Linked DNA regions of Homo sapiens: region 1 is linked to region 2. A link is a loop called in an ENCODE intact Hi-C map of the cell type or tissue named here. Cell type or tissue: heart left ventricle. All regions are shown on one strand. Links, peaks and the distances in the headings refer to the core of each region. The heading gives the core; the rest is flanking DNA. Region 1 overlaps SLC4A1 (solute carrier family 4 member 1 (Diego blood group)). Region 2 overlaps RUNDC3A (RUN domain containing 3A).

Region 1 (5,293 bases), core at 294-5,293, 52 kb after region 2:
GTGAAACCCCGTCTCTACTAAAAAAATACAAAAAATTAGCTGGGCGTGGTGGCGGGCGCCTGTAGTCCCAGCTACTCGGGAGGCTGAGGCAGGAGAATGGCGTGAACCCAGGAGGCGGAGCTTGCAGTGAGCCAAGATCGCGCCACTGCACTCCAGACTGGGAGAGAGAGCAAGACTGTGTCTCAAAAACAAGAAAAACTCACCTGTGTTTTTAGGCTAGCGCCAGTGACCCCTCCTCCGGTGACTCCACCCCCGAGTGCTGCAAACGCGTCCTGCTCTTCTTCCTGCCATACAGATCCTTGGCACTCAGCACTTTCGGCCCCTGGGGTCCATGTCACCTCGGAAGCACTGAGGCTGCCCTGTGTTCCCAGTTTGCCTCCCTGTCGCGGCTAGGAGCTTCCCCAGAGTAGAGACGGGCCTTGTTCAGCTCAGCACCCCCTCCCACCAGCCCCCAGTGCTCAGCACCCCCTCCCACCAGCCCCCAGTGATCAGCAGCCCCTCCCCACAGCCCCCAGTGCTCGGCACCCCCTCCCACAGCCCCCAGTGCTCAGCACCCCCTCCCCACAGCCCCCAGTGCTCGGCACCCCCTCCCCACAGCCTCCAGTGCTCAACACAATGCCAGGCACAGAGTGGGAACCTTTGTTGAACCGACCCAATTGCCTGTCACCTCAATGCCCTGTGCTGTAGTGGGCGAGGAGGGAAAAGAGGCACCTCCACACCCAGTCTGGGGCCACCTTAGGTGACCCCTGTCCTCCCCTTGGACCTGCCCTCACATTCCTGGGGAAGGCACACCTTCCTCTCTGCTAGGGACACAACTGAGAAAACTGAGACCCCGAGCTCAGAGGCCTCTTGGCTGGGGCCTAGTCATCCTGGCTCCCCAGTCTCAGAGCCCCAACCCCGCAATAGGGAGCCATTCTTACAATCATTCAGTAAATGTTTATTGAGCACCTACTACGTGACAGCCACTCTGCTAGGAGTAGTGAATTTCGTGGGGATGGGACATACAGGGTCTTCGCACTCAGGTAGTTTCCCTTCCAAAAGCATTGTCAGATAATATGAACACAAATCAATCAAGAAACCACGTATTGGTTTTTTTGTTTTGTTTTGTTTTCCTTCTAAAGAGTCTCACTCTGTCACCCAGGCTGGAGTGCAGTGGTGCCATCTTGGCTCACTGCAACCTCTGCCTCCCAGGCTTAGGCAATCCTCCCACCTCAGCCTCTCAAGTAGCTGGGACTACAGGTATACGTCACCACACCCAGCTAATTTTTGTATTTTTGTAGACATGTGGTTTCACTATGTTGCCCAGTTGGTCTCGGACTCCTGAGCTCAAGCAATCTGCCTGCCTCAGCCTCCCAAAATGTTAGGATTACAGGTGTGAGCCACCACGCCCAACCAAGAAACCATTTAAAAATTAGTCAGGCATGGTGGTGTGTGCTAGCTACTCTGGAGGCTGAGGTGGGAGGTTCACTTAAGTCTAGGAGTTTGAGACTGATGTGAGCTGTAATCATGCCACTGCATTCTAGCCTGGATAACAGAGGGAGACCCGCTCTCAAAAAAATAAAAAAGAAGAAAGAAATCAGCAGCCCACACTGAGATAGTGAGACCCTGTTTCTACACACAGATTTTTTTTTTTTTAATTACCTGGGCACTGTGGCATGCCTATAATTCCAGTTACTCAGGAGGCTGGGCCAGGAGGATCCCTGGGGCCCAGGAGTTCAAGGCTGCAGTGAACTATGATCATGCCACTGCACTCTAAGCCTGGGTGACAGAGTGAGACTCTGTCTCAAAAAGGAAGAGAGAGAGAGAGGAAGGAAGGAAGGAAGCAGGGATGGAGGAAGGAAGGAAGGAAGGAAGGAAGGAAGGAGGGAAGGGAGGGAAGGAGGGAGGGAAAAGAAACCAGAACATGACAGATTGGGTCAAGGTGGTGGCCAGGGAGGGCCTCTGAAGAGGAGACATTTGGGCCGAGATGTGAGAAGGTCTGAGGTATTGGGGGGAGGGTGTCCGGGATATGGACAGCTGGATGTGCAAAGGCCCTGGGACAGGAAAGGGCTTAGTGAGTTCTAGGAACCACAGGAGGCCAATAGGCTAGGTGGGGAGAGAGCGAGAGAGACGGAGTGCAAGATGGGGTCAGGGAGAGAAGTAGGACCACATCGTCCAGACCTGCGGACCACTCCCAAGGATGCTGCAGCCCATGCCCGGTGGGCAGCAGCTATTTCTGAGAGAAGAGCATGTGTTTAGAGCCCCTCAGGGGAGCTAAGCCCCCCTGAAGAAGAGACCAGCAGGTCCCCTGGTATTAGCTGAGTCCCAGGGATGGGCAAGAAAAGAAGCCAGGTGAAGACTAGAGAATGAAGGAGGGAGATGGACCTGAGGGTGACCTGCCCATCTTCCCCAAACATCCTTCGCTGGTGCCAGCCAGACTTACCTCTTCCCTGCACTGCCCCTCTCTCCCAGCCCCTGCTCACCTACCCTCACACCTGCAAATCCAGCTCGTTCTCCCTTTCCCTCCACACTTCCTTCCTCTGGCCCTACCACCTCCAACACGTGGATCCCCTCCACTGACATGTGGCCCCCTCTGGAGGAGGACCAGGAGACCCTGGGATGCCCTGTGCCCCACTCAGCCTGTGCCCTCTGCTGCAGGGACCCGCGGTGCGGGTTATGCTGGGGGCTCAGATCACCGTAGACAACTGGACACTCAGGACCACGCCATGGAGGAGCTGCAGGTGGGTGTTCCCTGGCATCAGCAGTGCTCCCACCTGGAGGCTCTGGGGACCTGGTCCTAGACTCCTATCTTCGTTGGGGGTGGAAGAGCCCCTCACAGCCCAGCCTCAGCGGCCACTTCCCACAGGATGATTATGAAGACATGATGGAGGAGAATCTGGAGCAGGAGGAATATGAAGACCCAGACATCCCCGAGTCCCAGATGGAGGAGCCGGCAGGTGAGCCCCTCTCCCTCCCTCAGCTGGGATGAGCTGCTGAGCCCTAGACAGGGACAGGAGGGGCACTTGTCCTCTCCCCTTCTCCACAGTCCTCCTCCCAAGCACCACGGGCCGTTCTCCCCTCAATTCTGGCTGATTGAAGGATAAACAGAGCTTTGTTTGAAATGATCACAGGAGGTGGCTGGGAGAGCAGGGGCAGTCACCCATCCAGTGCCCCTGCAATGTGAGAAGGGCGGGCAGCCAGTTTGGGACAAGGGCGTGAGCCCACATGCCATCTGTGCCCATCCAATGCCAGCTTCCAGGCCAGAAAATGGGCTTGTTCTTGGGGAAAGAGGTCCTGAGAAATGAGGGGCTTGTGGGGACCCTCCTAGATAGAAAGACACCAGGAACCACCCTGCCTTCCCTGGCCTGTCCAAGGTCTTAGGTGGGGAGCCCCAGGCAGGACCTGTTTACTGTCAACAGGACTTAAGTGCTGGAGATTGGGATTAAAGTTAAGAGGCCCCTCTTGGAAATGAGGGCTGGGGGTGGGAGGGGTGGGAATATAAGGGGCTGACCCACCCTGGTGCCTCAGCTCAGTGAGACACTGTGCTGACGGGCTCATTGAGGCAGGTGGGAGGAGAGAAGGGAGTCTGGTCTCAGAGGTGGCAGGGGAGGGAGGAGGTCCTAGGAGGATCCTGAAAATTGCCACTCAGGGCTCTGCCGTCACCTTGGAGAGGTCCCTTCACTTCATCACTGCGGAGGGGCTAGGCCTCCCTGGCTGAATCCCGGGTGTCCTCGACAAGGCTCAGATAGGGAGCCCAAGGCTAGGCCCAGCACACAAGTGTGGGGAGCCTCATTCTGCTGAGTGGCCAGTGTGGGATGCGGCACCAGAGACCCAGCCCAGGGCACTGGGAAGGAGGGGCATCTGCCCATGCCTGGGTCTCTGAGGCTCACAGTGGATGGTGAAGAGCCTCAGGTGGGGGACGGTCAGGTCAATACTAACCGACCTCTGGTTTTCAGCTCACGACACCGAGGCAACAGCCACAGACTACCACACCACATCACACCCGGGTACCCACAAGGTGAGGACCCCAGCCTCCTCCGTTCTTTCCCATGCTGCCTTTGGGACCCACCATTTGATCAGGGAAGAGAGGAGCAAGGGGATAGAGGCAGCTTCAGGCTGGGGGAGACCCTGCAGCAGATAGAGGAGTGAGGATCCCAGGAAACAGGTGGGAGGGACGCCCCACTGATGGGGAGGCCTGGGCCCCTTTCCAGGAGCACCCTGGGCAGAGATAACCTGATTGACAAGGGCTGAGTCCCCAGGCCCTCAGGCCCTGGCTGGGCTGTCGGGCGTCACTGGGGAAGCACAGAATTAAAGACTTGTTCTCCTCTGCCCAGGCCCCTCAGGTCCCCACTGGGCACTGAACTGTCTAAGTGGTTAGAAATTTGGGGTGGCCCTCAGCTATGGCCCTTGGAGCAACCACCTGGCCTCAGGGACATGCTAAAGCACATCCACGAACAATCTTAGAGGCTGGAGACTGACCCAATGACTCCAAAGTCCCCTTTAGCTTCGGCCCGCCAGGCCTCTGCTTCCCACTCCTTTCCCTCCCCAGTGGCCTCTCCAGCATCCCTTTGGGTCAGGGTTCTCCAAATGCCTTCTGCAATGGGGTAAAGGCCTGGCCAGGAAGTTGGGAGATAAGGGAGTGGTGTGAGCCGTATCTACGGACCCTTGAGCACAGGGATCCAAGCCTCACAAGCACAAGCCTCTCTCGAGAGTGGCTGAGCACCCACTATGCCCTGGACTATGCCTGATGAACTAACTCAGGCGCATGGGGCCACAGGTCTATGTGGAGCTGCAGGAGCTGGTGATGGACGAAAAGAACCAGGAGCTGAGATGGATGGAGGCGGCGCGCTGGGTGCAACTGGAGGAGAACCTGGGGGAGAATGGGGCCTGGGGCCGCCCGCACCTCTCTCACCTCACCTTCTGGAGCCTCCTAGAGCTGCGTAGAGTCTTCACCAAGGGTGAGCCTCCTGGGCCCTTCTGGACCCCCTGCAGATGAGGATTGTTGTGGGGTGCTGTGGCCCAGCCTACCAGCTCACTCCTCCACTGCCTGCAGGTACTGTCCTCCTAGACCTGCAAGAGACCTCCCTGGCTGGAGTGGCCAACCAACTGCTAGACAGGTTTATCTTTGAAGACCAGATCCGGCCTCAGGACCGAGAGGAGCTGCTCCGGGCCCTGCTGCTTAAACACAGGTGCCCCTGCCTGCCAGGGCCTGGATTCCATATCCAGTGGGCCCACTTCCCCAGCCCACTTGCCCCAAGTTCTCCCCCGGGATCCAGGTGGCCCTACCCTCACCAGGCAGGGGCCCACTTTCCTC
Region 2 (5,362 bases), core at 176-5,175:
CGTGCTGGGGACACTGTATTGTAATCGTCAGTTGATGTCTCTGTCTCCCCGTGAGGGTCATCCTCTCTCTTTGTCCATTTATTAAATACACAGTGAGCACTCGCTCTGTTCCAAGCACTGGGGATACAGAGAACGGACAAGACACGGTCCCTGCCCTCATGGAGCTCACAGTCTGGTGGGGGAGACAGACACACAGACAATCACAAACACAGTGTGATGGGGCTACATGGCCACAGCCTGCCTTGTCTCAAAGAAGATCTAGGGTCATCCAATACAGTGTGGTTGCTTATAAAAAAGAAAAGACAGGATATTCAGGCATAGGGAGAACTAGGATGGGAAAAACCAAGGTGAAGCCAGGGATGAGGTCAACACAAAGTGCATGCGTTGAAGTCCTGGGCATTCGCTCGAAGGGAGCCACTAATTTGGCTCTGAGCTTCCTGGCAGCCAAAGAGAAGGGGGAAACAATGGTCAGGCAAGTAGTTCACAGTGTGCATGAGATAAGAGCAAATTAGTCTAAGGAGTTCCCCGAGAGTTTGTGAGCCCCCGAGGATGTCATGACACTAAAAAACCACTGAGCCCTCACCATGTGACAACATTGGTGATTATCAACATCCCCATTTACAAAGAATAGACTCATGGAGGTAAAGTGATTGACCAAGCTCACATGGTCAGAGGAGGCACAGCCAGATTTATGCTGGGTTCTGCATATGCTGTGTTCTGCCACCTCAAAGTAAGCTCTCGATTGCTGTGCTAAACCCTCAAGAAAGGCTGAGAGAGGCCGGGCACAGTGGCTCACACCTGTAATCCCAGCACTTTGGGAGGCCAAGGTGGGTGAATCACTTGAGGTCAGGAGTTCGAGACCAGCCTGGCGAAACTCCGTCTCTACTAAAAATACACAAATTAGCCGCGCGTCTCTACTAAAAATACACAAATTAGCTGCGCGTGGTGGCAGGCGCTTTTAATCCCAGCTACTCGGGAGGCTGAGGCAAGGGAATCCCTTGAACCCGGGAGGCAGAGGTTGCAATGAGCTGAGATTGCGCCACTGCACTCCAACTTGGATGACAGAGTGAGACTCCGTCTCAAAAAAAAAAAAAAAAAAAAGACTAAGAGAATGAATGAGGACATGCCTTGAGGCCTCAGGGCCTTGCCTCAGCCCTTTCTGGAGGGGTACTGGGTGTTGGGTTGGGGGAGCTCACCGATGGGACCCCAGGGCTCCTCGTCCCGCGTGCCCTCTCCCAGGCGCTGGGAGTCCGAGCTCAGACTGGCTTCAGCTGACAGCGGCTCCGTGCTCATGAAGCTGTGTCTGCGGCAGAGCGAGAGCTGGTGCGCCGGTAGAGGAAGCCCTTCTTCCCCAGGACGACCCGCTCTCAGGCCCAAGCCCCACCTGGCTGGGGCTTACCTCCGGTAGAGCTTGGAGTTGCTGGCGCCCTCGGCCCCATTAAGCGTTCCCAGTGAGGGCCATTGATTGACCAGGGGTGTAGTGAGCTCCTTGGAACCCTGGGCCAGAGGGGCGTGGTCACTGGGGATCAGACCTGTCCTGGGAGGGGGAGGAGGAGTCAGGCCTGGCTGGAAGTAGGAGAAGTGAGGAAGGGAGATTCAGCAAGGGGATGAGGGAGGGGTCAGGAATGAAATCTGAGCGGCAAAAATGGGGATACGGTGTTGGGGTCAGTGGGCCAGATCCCGGGAGGAAGTGGAGGTGGTACTGGGGTGGAGGGGTGACAGGGATTCGTGCACAAATATTGGGAGTTGGAGGGAATGGTGCAGTGTTGTTGGGGTCAGCTGGGGTGATGGGGACGTCAGTGGAGGATAGTGTGGGAATCCCTGAAGTGTAAGATCGTCTTGGGGATCTTGCCGCAAGATCAGGGTGGTGGAAAGGCGTAGAGAAGAAGTGTTACAGGGATCGGCAGGGGTGAGGTCGGGGGTCACGGCGGATGATGACGGTCAGTGAGCCTGTGGTGCAGGTGAGTGAGGCGATGAATGCAATCGTGTTGAAGGTTGCAGAGCAACACCGCAGGTCCTTGTGAGTGACGTGGGGTCCCTGCAGTAAGGTTGGATGGCCACTCTAGCGGAAGATAACTGAAGGTGAAGGGTGGGCTCTGGCTGTTGGAAGTCACTGGATCTTATGCTGGGGGCAATGTTAGAAGATCATTGTGGGCATCTCGGGGTGGGGCTGGCTGGATCAGAGGGTTGATGCTGGAGAGGTGGGTGCTCGTGTCGGGTGATGTTAGAGTCGATGGAAGTGAAGATGGGGTTCACCCGGTGATGTGGTCGGGGCGGCGGGGGTCAGGGGTTAGGGCAGGCCGTGCGCTCACAGCTGCTCCTGCAGCTCCAGGATCACGCCTTCCAGCTCCCGTTTCTCGCGCTGGTTCTGCGCCGCCGCCTCCTCCAGCTGCAGCTGAAGCCGCCGGTTCTCCGCCTCCAGGTCCTTCAGCTGCGACTCGCGCAGACGCACCAGCTCCTCCAGGTAGCCCTGCGGGGCGCCGGCTCAGCCCGGGCGGCTGGGAGGACGTCCCGGCCGCGGCCCCCATCCCCGCCCCGCCCCGGGATGCCCGGATCCCCCGCCCGGCCCGCCCGCCCCCCGGGCCCGCCGGCGTCGCGCACCTTCTGCGCGTAGACGATGCGGAACTTCTGCTCCATCTTGTGCCACTTGCTGTACCAGCTGTCCTCATCGGTGACGAGCGGGAGGTACGGGTGCTCGGGCGAGTTGTCCTCGCTCGTGCTGCTCTCGGCGCTGTGCCGCTCCTCCTCGTCCGTCAGGTAGTCGTAGCTTGGGAGAGGGAGCAGTGGGCACGGCCGGTCCCGCCCCTCCCCCCGCGCGTCTGCGCTGGCCGCTGAGGGCGGTGGGACCAGGACGTCCCCAGGATGTCCCGAGGCCCCGTCCCCCGCCCCGCCGCAGTCATGGAGCCGCTCACCTCTGCGTGAACTTTAGGTAGGGCGTGTAATCGATGACCACGGGGGTCTTCCCGTCCAGGACTTCCCCCTTTAGACAGAAGCTGAGGCAGAGGAGCCACAGGGTTGGAGGTGGGTGTGAGGGGTTGGGGTAGGACATTTATGGGGGAAACAGCCCCCTCCACCACTGCCGTCAGGCAGACCCCACCTGAAGTCGATGGCGCTCAGTCCGATCAGCATTCCGGTGAGGATGGTGGCTTCATCCCGCAGCATGATGGCTCCAGAGTCATAGAACCGTCTGTGGGGAGGCAGAGGGCCAGAGGATGCAGCAGGCCCCTGGAGCGCCCCCCCCCCCCCCAGAGCTGCTATTGTTGGCTTACTGCCACCCCATCCTGAAGGAAGGCCAATTCTCCTTCCTGATCTGCACGCAGGCCTGGAGCCTCTCTCCCCCTTCAGCCTGGGGCTCGCACCTGTGGCCCCATCACCTAGAATGGGTGTTCCCTGAGCCGACTCCTCCCTCTGAGCTACCCCTTCCTCATCAAGTACTGGGTTACCCAGATCCTTCATATCAGGAAGCAAGTCTTAATCATTAGTGCTTGGTATACAGTAGGTGCGCAAAAAACGTGTTAACTTGAAACGTGTAGACTGAGGAATGGAATTCAGTAAAAACATCAGGCTGGGTATGGCCAATTGGGATGGGGAGGTATATGCCCCCCGCCACACCCAGACAGCTTCAGATGCACCTGCCCACACAGGCACACTCCTCCTTGTAACCCCTTGCCTCAGGCACCCAACCTCCCTGTGAACCCACAGTGCAGGGATTGAACTCCCCATATAAGGACTCTGTGTCCGTGAATAGCAAGTACAGAACTGCTTTCGTTGTTTGGAGAGACAGAAGGGCTGTGTTGTAGATCATGGAGCAAGCCAACACTTGAGATGGTGCATGGCTGAGGCTCATCCAGAGGTGTGCAAGGGTGGAGCGTGCTGGGCATTGATGGCAAATAATGGGCATTAGATTTGACTTGCAAGTGGTGGTGGTGGTGGTGGTAAAAGTTTGTCCTGGGGCCAGGAGCGGTGGCTCATGCCTGTAATCCCAGCACTTTGGGAGGCCAAGGCGGGAGGATCACCTGAGGTTGGGAGTTTGAGACCAGCCTGACCAACATGGAGAAACTAAAAATACAAAATTAGCTGGGCATGGTGGCGTATGCCTGTAATCCCAGCTACTCAGGAGGCTGAGGCAGGAGAATCGCTTGAACCCAGGAGGCGGAGGTTGCAGTGAGCCGAGATCGCGCCATCGCACTCCAGCCTGGGCAACAAGAGCGAAACTCCTTCTCAAAAAAAAAAAAAAAAAAAAGAGTTCGTCCTGGGACTGCAGGCCAGGCTGGAAGAGGGAAATCAGCCATGTGTGCTGGTGCTGGGACTTGTAGTCCAGGAACTGAAGGATGCTGCAGGAACTTAAGGATCAGCTGTGTTTGGGCAATGCAGGTGCACTCTGAGACCTGTGGTCTGAGTTGCCTGGGAAGTCTGACCTGGTGGTCCGGGTGTCACGCAGAGCCGTGGTGATGTATTCTGACATGCGCTTCTCCATCAGTGCCACCCGGATCCATGCCCGGCCCTGGAAATCATGTTCACCTTTACTTGCTGCCCCAGAGGGACTCATGTGTCCAGCATCAGGTGTGGGCCCTTCTCCCCTGGGCTGTGCACAGGGGGCAAAAACCAAGAAACAGGCAGGCCCCCTGTGTCCAGAGCAGAGAGCAGTTGCTTGCTTCAGGCCCCTCACCTTGGCCCGGGCTGTGCTGATGTTCTCCATGTTCTCGATGCTGCTCACACAGTTGTTGGGCACTTTGCTGCAGGCCAGCCGGATATAGTCCCAAAAGCCCCGCTGCCCGTCTGAGCTGAACCAGCTCACTGGACCTGCTGGGGCACAGGCTGAGCCAGGGCAGGGAGGGGGCTCAGCAAGACCAGGGAGTTTGGAGAGGGTCCATGTAGTGAGGCACTCACATGCATAAGCATAAGCAGCCTCCTCCCACAAAGATCTGTGCACACACATGCACGTGTGCAGTGGGCACCCCAGCATATCGCTTGCCCATGATGGGGATTGTAGGCCAAAGGCCTCTCCCTCTTCCCAGATCTGTACACAAGCTTCTGTGCATGGCCCAGAATGGGGGCCAGGGTCAATGAGGGGGTTCAGAGTCCATGGAGTATATCAGAAAGAGGTGGCTGGGAGCTAAAGGTTGGGAGTTGGGGAGGGACCGCTGGGGGAGGGGCGCTGGGGGAGGGACCACTGGGGGAGGGGCGCTGGGGGAGGGACCGCTGGGGGAGGGGCGCTGGGCCCACCTTTGAAGCGGTGGCTGAGGATCTGCTCTAAAATGGCTGCAAAATTGACAAACTCCTCCGATGAGTCATCGATGGGCTCCGCTGTGTACTTCTCCAGCAGCGTTTTCACAGAGAACCTGGGCGGCGAGGTGGGGAG

What was found. Hi-C counts contacts between places; a loop is a spot of excess contacts. Peaks named below come from ENCODE experiments on the same cell type or tissue, not always from the same donor. Only the 100,000 strongest peaks of a DNase experiment are listed, where the experiment ranks them.
Region 1: a loop joins it to region 2, with 2.7 times the contacts of the local background. A loop is called at or near these places in 4 of 110 quality-filtered maps.

The regions. Positions count from the first base shown.
Region 1 is chr17:44,260,279-44,265,571 of GRCh38, reverse strand. It overlaps SLC4A1 (solute carrier family 4 member 1 (Diego blood group)), which reads left to right. Exons shown (of 20, transcript NM_000342.4): 2 at 2,638-2,720; 3 at 2,846-2,936; 4 at 3,936-3,997; 5 at 4,757-4,937; 6 at 5,033-5,168. The coding sequence starts at 2,706. Among named protein-coding and RNA genes, the nearest start is that of SLC4A1, 5.2 kb to the left of the region's middle. In heart left ventricle, for the core only: no CTCF peak of the experiment used is centred there; no DNase peak of the experiment used is centred there.
Region 2 is chr17:44,312,560-44,317,921 of GRCh38, reverse strand. It overlaps RUNDC3A (RUN domain containing 3A), which reads right to left. Exons shown (of 11, transcript NM_001144825.2): 2 at 5,227-5,342; 3 at 4,670-4,818; 4 at 4,419-4,504; 5 at 3,098-3,187; 6 at 2,913-2,993; 7 at 2,602-2,767; 8 at 2,313-2,470; 9 at 1,400-1,537; 10 at 1,197-1,303. Among named protein-coding and RNA genes, the nearest start is that of RUNDC3A, 6.6 kb to the right of the region's middle. In heart left ventricle, for the core only: no CTCF peak of the experiment used is centred there; DNase peaks (open chromatin) are centred at 2,559 and 2,816; H3K4me3 peaks cover 603 bases; H3K27me3 peaks cover 4,885 bases.